Regions from separate parts of the Homo sapiens genome. Here region 2 is linked to region 1. Evidence: chromatin loops called from intact Hi-C (ENCODE). Cell type or tissue: PC-3. All regions are shown on one strand. Links, peaks and the distances in the headings refer to the core of each region. The heading gives the core; the rest is flanking DNA.

Region 1 (8,846 bases), core at 2,937-5,436:
TGTCTCCAGTTTGCTGGTGGCTAGTTGTGGGACTTCTTAGCTTCCATACTTTCTTAAGCCAATTCCCCTAACACATCACCTCTTAGGTATCTATATCTGCTTATGTATATGTACATATCCTACTGATTCTGTCTCTGGAGAACCCTGCCTAATGCAGAGGTGAAGAGGAAAAGAAGAGAAAGGAAAATCTTGAGGTCTTATAAGGCAAAGTAGAAAAAACTATGTTAGAGGACTCACAAACCCTCCTGTGTTAGGCAGGATAATGGCTCCCCAAAGATGTCCACATCTTAATACCTGGAAACTGTGACTGTGTTACCCTGCACAGCAAATGAGAAGTAAGGTAGCCAACGGAATTAGAGTTGCTAGCCAGCTGACTTTAAAATACGAAGATTTTCCTGAATTTTCCAGGTGGGCCCAGTGTAATCACAAGTGTCCTTAAATGTGTAAAAGGGAGAAAGAAGAGTCAGTGTCAGAGTGATGTAATGGAGGAAAACTCAATTGGTCATTGCTAACTTTAAGAGGGAAGGATGCCATGAGCCAAGGAATGCAGGAAACCTCTAGAAACTGGAAAAGGCAAGAAAATGCCTTTCTTCTGAGCCCCCGGACCCTCTCAACACTTCAGAGTTATGCTTTTATGAGCTTTGTAAATGGGCTTCTGCATAAGGGTTAGATTGACAATAGCCTGTTAGTCATCAGCAATTCCCATGGAAATGGAAACCAACGGTTGAGGGTCGGGGAAGGGAAGATTCAGAACATGGCATCAAAAAAGGGCAGATTGGTTTGCAGAATAGGGTGGTGAGAAGCACGGGGCACTGGGAAAGTGAAGCGCACATGAAGAGGCTATGAGATGGTGCTCAATAATGAGTACCTACAAAGCAAGGTTACAGGGGTGGCCTTAAATACCTCTAGCAAAATCTTAAACACATATAATATATAATTTTCTAAACTTTCCAATTTTTCTGTGATCACTACGTGCTGCTTTTGTAGTCTGTTTGAAATAAAGTAGTTTTACAGAGCAGTGGCAAATCTAGTTTTATGCCAAGCAGACTAATTAGACAACAGCTTTGGTTTGGGGGGCAGGTGCCAGGTGCTCTGAAATGTTCAACTTCATGTTTCTCCCAATTCCAAGTCTCAGTCTGTTTTGAGATCCTGATAGCAGTAAAATGATTCTTACTTATCCTGACTGGACAGATGGTAGTGAAGGTGCTATGTAAGAAACCAAATATTATTGTTCCTGGGACTAAGATTTTACCATCAACTTAATATGCATTTTCTGAGTAACTACAAGGTACCAGACATCGTATTGGGTCTTGAGAACAGAGTGGAGAACACACAGAAGCAACCTCTATCTTCCTGGCACTATGTACAGATCAGGCATCTAATGCTAACTTACATCAAATTCACAACTAATTGATTAAAGCTGTTATGTCTATTATGATGTAGGTATACCGGGTGTTTATTTAAGAGCTTATTGTAGGAAAAGGGCCTAATCTAATTTAGATGTTTAAGAAATGACTTCTCCAAACAAATGACTAGTTAATTCATTTTCTTCTACTCTTTCTTCACATTGGTCATTACCTACTACCAAGTAACTGACAGCCATAGTAGATTCCCTGTCTATATTGTTCACCACTTGGTATCTCTCGTGTCAAACACAGAGTCTGGTATATCATAAGAATGAATGAAGTATTAGTTAAATAAGTGCGTAAAAGTACAACTATCTAAAGTCATCCTGCTGACATGGAAGATGGAAACAGTTCACAGCTGAGAAATGATTCTTTTTTTTTCTTTTTTTGAGATGGAGTTTCACTCTTGTTGCCCAGGCTGGAGTGCAATGGCACGATCTCGGCTCACGGCAACCTCTGCCTCCCAAGTTCAAGCGATTCTCCTGCCTCAGCCTCCCGAGTAGCTGGGATTACAGGCATGTGTCACCACGCCTGGCTAATTTTGTATTTTTTAATAGAGACGGGGTTTCTCCATGTTGGTTAGGCTGGTCTCGGTCTCCCAACCTCAGGTGATCTGCCCGCCTTGGCCTCCCAAAGTGCTGGGATTACAGGCATGAGCCACTGCACCTGGCAGGAGAAATGATTCTTAAGCTGGAGAACACTTCACAGAGTTAACTATTGGGAAATGTTTGTGTGTTTATGTATGAATTGTTTATGGAAAACATTTCAAGAGGTTTCTTTCAGTGGAAATTTATTTCAGTTCCCTCTTGACCTGGCAGCTTCAGAAGAAGAAGTGAGATTTTCCTGTAACAGTATGAAGAATAACTGGTTGGGAAACAAGACACAAACTGAGAAAAATTCCATGGTATGTTCGTAACATAGATGTATGGATCCTGCCTTATATTCCAATCTTCGGGGAGAAAATAATCAAGGAAAAAGCTTTTATTTTCTTCTTGGAAGATTAAATTGGAGATAAAGTTTTTCCCTTTTTTCCCCCAGGGTATGAATAGTTATGTTCTTGGTCTAACAGAGTTTTGAGTACCTGGCCCAAGGCCTGGCACATAATAGCCATTCAGTGGTAGAGTGAAACCAATGAAGCAGAAATGCTTGGGGAGATTGACTTTTCTAATCAGAGGAGAAGAAGATCTTACCTCCAAGGGTAAACAGGCAGGCTAAGGGCTTTAGCAGCACTCATTAAAAAGCAGGCTAAGGAAGGACTACACCTACTAGAAAAAAAAAAGAAATTTCTATTAGTTTGAGGTTTCAAATCCCCCCAAACCAAGACCAGTATCATGGTAAAGGCTAGGTTGGGGCCCTGGACAGAGTATGAGAATGTGCAGGTGGCATCCCTGAGGATTCAGAGCTTCAGTGGACCATGAGTGTTCCAGCTGCATAACTCACTGAATTGTCTTGCCAGTTTCTACACTGGCTTGACTGGGCATAATTCAAAAAGGAAAAGCTCATATTCATTCCATTCTTCTGGAGCTCTGTGATAGCATTTAATAACACCCGAATGGGAAGTCTTCCACATATAGTTACGATATTTCTTCATGTAATTGGTAAAAGATACAGGGTCTAATTGTTCTGTAACACTCATACCCATTTTATCTAGATGTTCAGTGGATCTATAAATCTCCCCCTGGTATTCATCATAGTAACTATAGCAAAACCTTCAGGTCATTAAAAAATGCCTTATAGTTTAGGCAGTAGAAGGAAGGCTGGCATCAAAATATTTTGATCAAAAAAGATGACAATGTAAAGGTTCAGTTGCAGCAGACAGTTTTTGGAAAGTAACTGGTAAAGCATTTACCATATCCTGAATTTGCACTCTGCAAACTTGTGCACATATATTCCACTTTCAGAATAGTTTTGCAAATTGTACACAAACAAACAAAAAAGGTGGAAGATTTTTAATAAAGAAATTGCATTTATAGATGATCTGTATTAGAATATAATAGATTTCCAGTTATAGTCAATTACTACCCGTGTTGTACAACAGATGCCTTCTATTTTAGTTGCTAATAAAGGGCTACACAACTCAGAAAAAAAAAAGCAGGCTAAGAGAAATTAAAACTTAAACTGGAAGAAATTGTTAGGTAATCATAAATTGTTATTAAGTAAATATTGTTACTAGGTAATTGATACCAGGTTATAACAACTGATGGAAAGTATGAGGTGGACCAAGTGCTTATCATTTTACATTTTTAAAATATCCTTTCTTTATATGAAATTTTCTAACATAAATAATTATATATACATATATTTGCATGTGCATGTTTATATATGTATGTATAAAATATAGTCACAGATTTTTCAAGATTTAACTCAATTAACTTATTACAAATTCACTGTAGAAAAGCAGTAGTTTCCAATTTGAGTATTTTATAACTATGCAAAATTTTAGAAAATCAATTGACATCAAATTTACAGTTTCTTATTTTCCAAATAAGGTCACTAAAACAATAGAAATATTATATATTTCATCATCCACTTCTAAAATGAAAAGATATATTAGTTAATCCAAATACAAAAAAACCCACTGTTAAAATAAAGGCTAATCGTTTAAAGTAGCACAATGTCTCATCATGAAACTCGACTATGTTTTCTTTGTGTTCCTTGTTTTCCCTTGGTTTTGCCAATGCTAACTTGTGGACCAGCCTTTGGGGCTTTGGGAGTCACAGCTCTGGAGTCCATTCTAGAAAAGAAACAGGCTGCTGAAGTAGCAACATTCTATTTATTTAGCAGATTTATCATCCTTGAAACCCACAGAGGGCAAAAAGGCACATCATACTAATGTAACTCATGTGTTGTGGTATGACAACATCATGTGTACACAAAGGATTTATGTGAGATAGGAAAAACAGTTTTCTTGCTTTCAGATAAGTAATGGCATAAATTAACAACAGGTCTACTGTGAAGACTTAAAATGTGAATACAGAATGGTTTTGTTAAAAGGTGCTGGAGAATAAACTAAAGGATTTTTAGGGTTGCCCAAATCTGATGTTACAGCACTGCTGATTCTTGGAATCTTAAAATTTTTCTTATACAGATATAATCTTGTTGAGCTTAACACAAGCTAATTGATACTTTCTAAAGATTTTGCTATCTACAGCGGAAATGGCAACTAGCCAAATGCCAACAAAACTCACTTTTTAAATTTTTTATTTGCAAAAAATATGATGCAATATTTGCTAAGGGTTTCATTTTGTTTTGCCAAAGGCTGTTTAAATCTCTGATGCTTCCCAGCCTTCTTTACAGGAAGGGAGCTTAATAAATGTTCAACATGTAGTGAAGCTGCTCTCTATTCTATACTTCTCTGTTGTTTTGTTTTGTTTTGTTTTTTCTTTTGTTTTTTGAGACAGACTCTCTCTCTGTCGCCAGGCTGGAGTGCAGTGGCACGATCTTGGCTCACTGCAACCTCCACCTCTTGGGTTCAAGCGATTCTCCTGCCTCAGTCTCCTGAGTAGCTGGTACTACAGGCACGTGCCACCATGCCCAGCTAATTTTTTTTGTATTTTTAGTAGAGACAAGGTTTCACCATGTTGGCCAGGCTGGTCTCAATCTGTTGACCTTGTGATCTGCCTGCCTCAGCCTCCCAAAGTGCTGGGATTACAGACGTGAGCCACCACACCCGGCCTACTTTAGACTTCTTTTATTGCACTCTAGTTTGAATCTCCAAATTCTAGTCAATAATACTGATGTTCGCCTATATCATATCAACCTTCAAAAAACATTTATTCCTAGAAACTCATCACGTTTTTGTTACTTTCCTTTTTGAAGTCAGTTAACCTGTCATTACCAGAAAAATCACTGCTAAGTGCTTATTGATAATCCCTAACAATGAGACTCCATTTGTGACTTTATTGTGTTGGATGTTCTTCAGATTACCCACCTGCTTTATATTTTAATGTGAGCTATCTGGGCTGATAGAAACCAATCTAAAGGCGAACAAGTAATTTCACTGAATCTGAAATCATTTTAATTACCTGAAACTAACTGGCAGCTCTGAGAGAAATGAATAAAAAAGATTATTATGATAAATACTAAACAAAACCCCAAAATTGTATTTTAAATAATTTTTTATTATTTTCTTCAGCGAATTACAAGGTTCGCTGTTCACTCTATTTCCATTGGCAAAATTTGATAACATAAATAAGATAAAGGAGGCCAAAATACCGAACGGTCATTGCTCATTAAATTACAAGATAAATCAATTTTTATAAAGAGTTTTCATCTCAGTCTAAATAAAACTATGTTCAGGTTGATTAAAAATTCCATCACCATTCACAGGCCTTTTAGCATTTTAGCTTCTACTGTGTGTGCTAGGCACTGTGCTAAGTGGTAGAAATACAATAGTGAACAGGTCAGATTTATTCAAGGAAGAAATATGGTGAAGGTGAAAGAAAGAGTAGGAAATTATTAATTAGCATGAAAAGTGTTACAATAAAAGTAACTAGAATGGTATGGAATCCCTTAGAAGGCACACTTGATCAGCTGAGGTAGAAGAGAATCAGAGAAGGCTTTCAAGAAGAACTGTTATCCAGTCTGACACCTGGAGGTTAAGTAGGAGTGAGAGAGGCAAAGAAAGGGAAACAGGAGAAAGGACGATACAGGCAAAAGGCAAAGGCTGGAGGTGAGAGAGAGCATTGCAGTTTGAGTACCTTTGGTAGTTTAGGGTGGCTAGGGCTTAGAATGAAAAAGAGAGTAACAGAGATGAGGCTGAAGACACAAGCAGAAATCTTTGAAGATTTTATATGTAGGGTGACAATATAAGTTATCATCTGAACCAAGACCCTTTTGAGAGTTAAGGGGGTGCTAGCAGAAGATCCTGGAGCTAAAATCGTAAACTTAATTGTCTCAGGCAAATCGAGATACATGCCACTTTATGAATAAGTTTAACTTGATTTTTATATAAATGAGAACTATTAGGGGGTTTTAATAATGAGAATGAATGATGTGATCAAAGTTGTGCTTTACCAAGATCACCTGACTGCATTGCAGAAAATGGATTGAAGGGAGGAGAACTTGAGGCTGGAGGCAACTTAGGAGAGTCTTGCAAAAGTCTGATAATTATACCAAGAGGATACAGCACAGGGGAATTTGAGAGACTCTTTAGAAGTTATTACTGGCATAACTAATTGGACATGGAGAACTAAGGGGGAGGAAAAATCAAAGATGTCATTTCAGATTTCTGACATTGACAACCAGGAAAATGGTAGTACCATGCACTGCGATGGGGCAGGAAAACATTTGCTTTAGAACATGTTGGGCTTGAGGACCCTCAAGAACAGCCAGATAGAACTATCAGGCAAAAGTGCTGTATTATGTGTTTGGAACCCAGAAGAGAGAGAGAGAGAAATTAGGGACAGATGTTTTAGCGGTTTCAAAAGATTTTTGAAAATTGAAACCATGGGACTGGATCAGATTGCTTGCAGAAAATGTGAAGAGTAAGGAAAGAAGAGAGGTCAGGACCAAATTGTGAGGAATACTAACCTTTAACGGATAAAGAGGAGACTAAAAAGAGAGCCATAAACAAGACTGTGAATGACTTGAGAGATAGAAACAAACCAAGTAGGATGCCTCAGATACCAGAGGAAGGGTGTTACAGGAAAGCATCAAAAGCTGCAGGAGGCATTAATATGAGGTGACTGCCTCTAGTGATCTTGTAAGAGCAAATGTAATGACATTAATGCAGAAGCCAGAATGCAATTTCCAAAACATGTGTGTCTTGTCTCATTCTGTTTCCCCTTTCTGTAACTCTTTTGACACTTTAACATTTTACTTCACTCAGTCCTTTTGGTCCTTCAAGGTAATTAGACCACATTGCTCCCTTATTGTTTTGTGCTTATCTTCATTGTATCCCCGTATTGTAGGTTTGTTGAAATAATAATTTGTTAGTTTTCCCAATAGGCAGTGGGCCTCAGAAGACAAAAAATATTCATGATTATATCCCCAAGTCTTAGCATAGGACTTGCCATAGATGTGAGCTATTTAGTAAATGTTTATTGAATTAATCCAAAAGGAGGCAACTATTCCTGAAGGTCTATAATTCAATGTGAAGTGGTAGTTCAGAAAGAAATCGCTCTAACATAAAAAAACAAGTAAAAACAAATTTTATTATAACTACACCCATTTAACTATATCTACCAACTAACTCTTCTACATTTAGTTCTTGTATTTGCTTTCCAGCTCTTTGAGTTTATTTGTAATAAGAGAGCTATTTCATTAAATCTGTATATTCAGAATTATAAGTGAAAAAGGCTCGCAATTTCAAATTTACTCACTATTTATTTCCTGGGTATCTGTTAGTACAGGGTAAGTTTTGTTGAGATGTAATATTGTTTTATTGCACTTAAAGAGATCTACTAAATGCTTATCTTTCAAAAGTTGTAATAATTAGATTTTTTCAATTTTCATGCATCATAGACAAAAGTATGATGTCATATTTATCAAAAAAGGCAATGAAATGTCATTGAGATATTTATAGGGCAATCAGTTACCTGTCAACAAAGTATAATTCAAATCTCATTTTGACTTTTGTCTGTGAAACTATTATGACTAAATAGAGAATTAAATATATTTTGTCTATGTGCTTTTTTGTAAGTTAAATCAAAGGTAGAAGGAAAAGAGCAAGAAGAAAAAAGTCTTACAATTTAAGTCCGAATCCTATTCACCTCCAATAAAAGTAATTTTTCAACCACATTAGAAGAATAAAAAGATGTATTTTTAAAAATTTAAATACAAGGATATTAGCAAAAGTCATCTAACTTTAAAATAATAATTTAGATGCCAATCACATGGATGTAAACTAATAAAGTAAATAAACAAATTACTGAGAAGTGGAGATTCTTCCATCCAATCCTCTTTCCTCCTTTCTTCTTTCCTTCCACAGGATTTACTGTATGAAGAAGTGAAATAAAATAGCTGAGTTAGTTTTGGGCAATGTTTCCACTCTTCCGGGAAGAATGAAGTACATATGCAAGTATGAACTACAAAATATTTATTGTGTAATTCACATAAGTTATATGTACCTTAAGGACAGTTTTTTTTGCTGATTTTTTGCACGAGGGAGCCCCACATTCTCATCCTGTGCCCGGCCCCACAAACTATGACCTACAGGAAGAGTATGGTGTCCTGAAAGTGAAGAAAGTGCTTTCCAGATGGGGGAAAAGGTCTGTCAACTGTGTCAAATGCTGGTGAGACTTGAGAGAGATGAAGACTCAAAATTTATCATTGTTTTTGGCATGGAGACTATCTAATTAAGCTAATTCTATCAGCTTAGATGGTAAAGTATATGTGCATAATAGTTTAACTCTCATAAAAATAAGGGAGGAGGTATTATACATTCACTTTTACCTGTGACATTTTCATTTAAAGATACCGGTTTTATTTATTCTAACT
Region 2 (6,243 bases), core at 3,722-6,221, 150 kb before region 1:
GTGCACTTGTAATTTCCTTACAAATTAAAGCAGTAAAGTGAGGAAGCAAAAATGCAGTTCATTTTAGAAGTTTTTAATAAAAATATGAAAAAAAATGCATGAGTGTATACTTGTGCTGGCAGGGTAAAGTGAGGGATATGGTACCTAAACATAAACAACATAGCATAGAGAGGGAAAAGAATCAGGTGTGTTTTGCATACTGACTGGTTATGGCTGCCCGGGACTATTGGGTCCATATGTGAAGATACCCCACAGGAACACAAAGATATACCCCTGGAACCTGGAGCTCAGGACACGCAGTTCAGCCAGAGACTTAGGCTCAAGTTTCAATCCTGGCTCTGCTACTTAATGAAATATTTGCTCTTGGCAGGTTCCTAATCTTTACTCAGTTTCTCACTCTGCAAAATAGAGCCTCACTGGGGTAAAATCATGTATATAGAATTTCTTACCCGCTGAAGTTCAGGGAAAGAAAGTGCCTTTTCTCTTCCCCCTTTAAGCCATGCTCAGCTTGTGAGGCCCGCTCCTCATCGGTTTATTTCTTCTTCCCTCTTACCTCAAGCACCCAGCGCATATATTAGCCCTGCGCGGTGACTCTGTGTCTCAGGACAAGTTCGTATGTCTGGGCTCCAGTTCTTCTGAATATGAAAGTGGAAGGAAATCATCTCTAAGGGCTCTTTCAAGCTACTGTTTTATGATTTCATATCCTGCTTTTTTACTCTAAAATCTAGCAAACTAAGGGGAATGTTAAAACTTCATTTCTGTGTTAAATCGATGGCTCCAGCGACATCTTGGTTCAAATGTAGAATTCATTTTACTGTACACAAGTGAAATAAATAAAGTTATATTTTAAAGTGCTTTAAGCTGTATTTAACAAGAGAGCCATATTTATCTTTGTGTTTTCTTTTTTTTTTTTGATTTACAGCAAGATTCCAATAGCAGATACAGTGCACTGAATGTCCAACATCAGATGTTGAAAGTGAGTAATCTAAAGTTGTTATTTATGAATAAAAGAAAGGATTAACTAATACTTGAACTGACTAATGGCCTTTAAAGTGATTAAAGAAAGTTTACAGAAGTTGATTTGTATTGTAATATGGCATTTTAAAATCTTATTTGGCTAAAAATTATATATAGTTGTAATGGCTTGTCGTATTTATCACTCGATTACATAGAACATTTTAATTATTACACATTTTCTTGCAAATCAGGCTCTCGGTTACCTCATTTTTAATTTTCTTCTTCTCTCTATCCATTAGGGTTTTATGTTCATTTACTTTCTCACAGTGGTTTTCCTTAGACATTTTCTTTTATCTTACACAGATTGGAGGCTGTAGAACTATTAAAATGCTTCCTTCTTGTTACTAATATTTAATAAATGTCCTTTTACTTACCACAGGAACACAAATTATTATTTAAAGATTCTGCTTCCTTGGTCCTTGAGTAAAACTCATTATTCTGTGTCAGGAAGAGGATCATTGTTTCTGTCAAGCTGGAAGAGACGGGCAGCATGCAGTTATGCCCTTCTCGCAGGATGCAGATCATGCCGGCATCTCCACCCCACCGTGCCTCCCCCTCGCTTTCTGTTTGCTATTGTCTTTCCCTCTGATATCAGTAGGGCATGCACTTTTTATTGAAACCGGAATCTTTTCTTATTATCAAGAGAGCAGTAAATGAATTAAAGCAAACCATGCTTTCACATTAAGCACTTGGAGACTGTAGTGTTTATCTAGATCATGATTACATTGTAGGATTATAATCGGAAATAAGGTAAATAAAAGTCAATTCTCTAAACAGTTGATTACTATTCCCAAAGGGAAAAGTCTCATTTACTCTCTCTCTTTTAAACTGAGTTACCAGAAAGGCTGAAATACCAAAGAAGGAAAATTAAATGCATTGCTGGGAAAACATCAGATCGAAAGAGGAAATCCATAATACCCAGGGAGGGATAATTTTGCCATTAGCTTTACCTTGTTTCCACAGTAATATGTGTCCCTGGGAATTTTCCCACATTTTTTCCCTTTCCATCTCTCATGCTAACTTCTTAAAAATTAAGGGGAAAATTATTTTTGGCTGTGATCCCAACTGTTCATTTGAAATCCAGGGGAAATGGAGGGAAGCTGCACAAATTAAAGCAACTTGAGAAAAACAAAGCCTATTTCTTCATGTGTTTGTGCTTGCTTGCTTTCATTTGTTTTTGTTTACTGTGCTGTCAAGAAATAGACTCTCATATAATTCAGAGAATGTATATTTCTACTCAAGTTTTCATCTTTGCAGAGCCAACACGAGGAGCTAAAGAAACAGCACAGTGACTTGGAAGAGGAACATCGCAAACAAGGGGAAGACTTCAGTAGAACATTTAATGACCATAAGCAAAAATACTTGCAGCTCCAGCAAGAAAAAGAACAAGAACTTTCTAAGCTAAAAGGTATTTGGAAATCTGATTAGCCAGTTTATCTCTAAATAAGTACTGATATTAATGTTTCAGTGCAACTGTAGACTGTTGTTTTGAGTGGTGATCGATTTACATTTATCATGTGGTCCTTTACCAGTCACTTTTTCTTTGTAATGTTTCACATGTATCTTCATCTATTTGGGTTGGTTTAGGGAAGCAGAATAGAATATGTCGTGTGTTCTGTTGTATCGTAGTGTATTCTCTTGTATCTCAGTGGGGCACATGGCCCTGTTGGGCAAGACGATTCTTCTCTTAACTGGGTTGCGAGACAGATAGCATCTCTGATCCTTACCTACTAAATGCTATAATGCTTCTCAGTTATTGCCACAATCAAAAATTGCTCCATATATTTCTAAAAATCTCCAAGGGAGCAGAGACTTGCTGTTGATCGCCAGTAGTAACTGAAAAAAGCTCAAGTTCTATAGTCAGACTGCCCAGGTGAATCTTGGCTTCTTCACTAGCTATGTGACCATGGGTAAGTTGTGTGACAACTGTGGGCTTCATTGTCTTATCTGTGAAATTGAGATAATCATAAAAATATCAACCTTGTAGAATTGGTGTGAGAAATAATTTACATAAAGCATGTAGAGTAGTTGCTCATAAATTTGCTACCCATCAACATCTGTGTCAGGTATTTTCATAGTAATATGAAACAAAATATGTCACTTTTCTGAGTGCATGTGAGTCCTGGAGAAAGAAACCAGTGCATTCTGCAATCAAATATTTAGGTGAACTCCAGATTAATCACAAGACACACGTCTTCCCCATTTCAACCGGGGACGGTGGCTCACGCCTGTAATCCTAGCACTTTGGGAGGCCAAGGTGGGTGGATCACTTGAGGTCAGGAGTTCGAGACCAGCCTGGCCAAAATGGCGAAACCCCATCTCTACTAAAAATACAAAAATTAGCCGGGCATCGTGGCACATGCCTGTAATCTCAGCCATTCGGGAGGCCAAGGCAAGAGACTCGCTTGAACCCGGGAGACGGAGGTTCTTACAGTGAGCCAAGATCGCACTAAAATTAAATGCATTGCTGGGGCACTGCATTGCTGGGGCATTGCACTGCACTCCAGCCTGGGTGACAGAGAGAGACTCTGTCAAAAAAAAAAAATAGGTGCTAAATAAGTTTAAAGTGAGATAATTGGTTTTAAGAGGCATATGGTGCATGCAAAAACAGTGGTCAAGCCCAAATCAAGTTTGTAGTCTAGTTCACTGTACTGACCCCAACAGTTTCCTGGTTTTGGTAATGTACTGTATTTGTATAAGATGTCATCATGATGGGAAGCTGGGTGTTGTGTCCTTAGGACCACTCTATATGTTTTTTGCAACATTTCTCTATAATATAGCATTTCAAAAAAAGTAAGTTACAACAAAAAGTCATGCAGGAGTTAAATAGTCTTGAGGCAGTACTACAAAGGGTTAAGGGTCTATACTTTCTGATTATTTTATTTTTATATATTTTTAAAATTTTAAATTATTTTTAAAAATTTGACTGAAATGCTGAAGCTTTGTTTTTAATTTGTGAAGAGACTCAAATCTGAGTACACCTACGCATTATATTTTATTCCTAAGGGTATGCTTATTGACATTAACATCTCATTTTTAATTCCTAGGTAACAAAAATTCCTTATCTTTTGTCTGTCATGCAAAAGTTGTTTAAAAGCATTTAAAGTACTGAACCAGAGTGGATTGAGATGTCCAGCTAAAACCATGCTACATCCCAATACAATATCATTTTTGTTGATTTTGAATATTATATTGTCTGAGTTCAAAATAAATTCTAAAATAAGTTATAGGTGGCTTTAGATATGAAAATAATAGAAACAGAATCCTGAAAGTTTCAAGGCTTTATGTGTGATCCTTCTTTTTCTAAAATAGAGACTGTATACAATTTGAGAGAAGAGAATAGACAACTAAGGAAAGCACACCAAGACATACATACACAGCTTCAAGATGTCAAGGTAAAAGAAAACCAAACGTTTCACTATTTAGTGTTTGCCTGCTTTATTTGGTAGAATGACTTTAAAAAGTCATTCCCTAATTGGCCTGCTTTACAAATCCACGTTGTTATTGTGGGCTTTGCATTAACTAGAGTGTACCTAATATTTTTACCACTTCAGCATTGTAAGCTAAAAGATGGTCTGAAAATCTGAATATTCTCATTAGTACTGAAATTATTCTCATGCTAGTTACATATTAATAAGCTTTTTATTTATAAAAGTTTACTAATAATGAGAAATTTGTTTCTTTGGTTTTGATTTCATTGTAAATAAATGATTATGATATTTGGGTAGCACGTTTTAGATTTTGGAATACTACATAAAGCGTAGTGTTCTCTCTACGATGATTTTTAAACTTAACACATGCTGCTACAACAACAAATAAACAAGCAAGTAACATTTGGGTAGCCATATCACGATCAGCCAAAGAAGAATTTGTCGTAGAATGTTAAAGCTCAACATGTAAAATTCTTTTTTGTGTAGCAACAGCATAAGAATTTACTCTCCGAGCATGAACAACTTGTAGTGACTTTGGAAGACCACAAGAGTGCACTAGCTGCTGCACAGGTTAGAAGGGTAGCAGCCTCTGTGGGTTCTTTTACAAGTCTGCTTAACATTTCTCAATTCCTTTATGCATGTAGTCTCTTACAAGCCAATCTTCAGTGAGTTCCTTAGGACAGAGCTATCCTAATCCTGAGGATCATGCATGCTTTCAAAATTCAATCAGTAAGATATTAAACTTTTGATTATTTTTTGCACTGGTTGTGCGGTACATAAATGATCATTTCTTTCCACTCTCGTCCCTACATGCAGTAGTCTAATACTTGTTTAAATCACAGAAATGATCTCACATATATAGTCTTTTGCAACTATCTGATCTGTGTTGACTCTTGGTGTAGTATCTGTAGGATTTTATGCTGCTAGCTACCTAAAACTATTGTCAGACTTTTTCTTCTGTGTCTGCCTTGCTCCCAGAATTCCAGCCTACACACCCTCCTTTTGGAACGAGGCTTATGTGTTGTTGGTCAAATTACAGAAAAGTAGAAGAGTCAACAGAGAAGGAAAAACAAGAGTCATAAGCTCCATTTGTTCAAACCTAGAACAGCTCCTGGCACAAGGCAGGCCCTCAGTATATATTTACTGAATGAACAGGGGAACAAATACAAGTGTTGGAGAGCTTATTAAAGCGATTTCATGCTAAGTGTTATGCAGATTTCTAGCAGAAGGAAGGAAACAGGAATGGCTAGTTTAGTTGCTGTTGTAAACTAGATCTTCACTTTTATTCTTACTGGAGGAATTATGATAAAAGAACAAAGGTAAACGATCTATGCTCATCAGGAAACCCATGTTGGTTTTCTTTTCTTTATAAAATTATTAAAAGGTATAATTTTCTGTCCCTGACCCATCTCAGAGGCTGTAGCATCTGTGTTTGTGAGATTCCTTTTCTAAACAGTCATTGATTAGGTGTCTCCTCCTAAGCTGTAGCTGTGTAGTGATTTTTTACATGTGTATAAATGAAATTGACGTCAGGGATCATTTCATTTCACGTCTTCTTTATAAAAATTTTTGTCAAGTATTATTTTATATGAGGCTGTTCTTCATACTATAAATGTGACAAACTGATTTGAGTGCTCTGTGTGCTGTAACGGCCATAAATGTAAGACTGAGCAACAATTTGAAAATCCATAGAAAGATAAGTAAAATCATTTATTTGATGACCAAAACCAAATTCTGGAGTAGAACTCTGACAGTATTACTCACAGGGTTTTATAATAGAAAAAAAAATTTTGGC

Evidence for each region. Hi-C counts contacts between places; a loop is a spot of excess contacts. Peaks named below come from ENCODE experiments on the same cell type or tissue, not always from the same donor. Only the 100,000 strongest peaks of a DNase experiment are listed, where the experiment ranks them.
Region 2: a loop joins it to region 1, with 8 times the contacts of the local background. A loop is called at or near these places in 3 of 110 quality-filtered maps.

What each region holds. Positions count from the first base shown.
Region 1 is chr3:167,882,685-167,891,530 of GRCh38, reverse strand. It overlaps the pseudogene MEMO1P3. Among named protein-coding and RNA genes, the nearest start is that of SERPINI1, 150 kb to the right of the region's middle. In PC-3, for the core only: no CTCF peak of the experiment used is centred there; DNase peaks (open chromatin) are centred at 4,200 and 4,590; H3K4me3 peaks cover 282 bases; H3K27ac peaks cover 860 bases.
Region 2 is chr3:168,039,561-168,045,803 of GRCh38, reverse strand. GOLIM4 (golgi integral membrane protein 4) reads left to right here. Exons shown (of 16, transcript NM_014498.5): 4 at 923-976; 5 at 2,275-2,425; 6 at 4,330-4,412; 7 at 4,935-5,018. Among named protein-coding and RNA genes, the nearest start is that of GOLIM4, 53 kb to the left of the region's middle. In PC-3, for the core only: CTCF peaks have their summits at 4,787 and 4,988; a DNase peak (open chromatin) is centred at 5,003.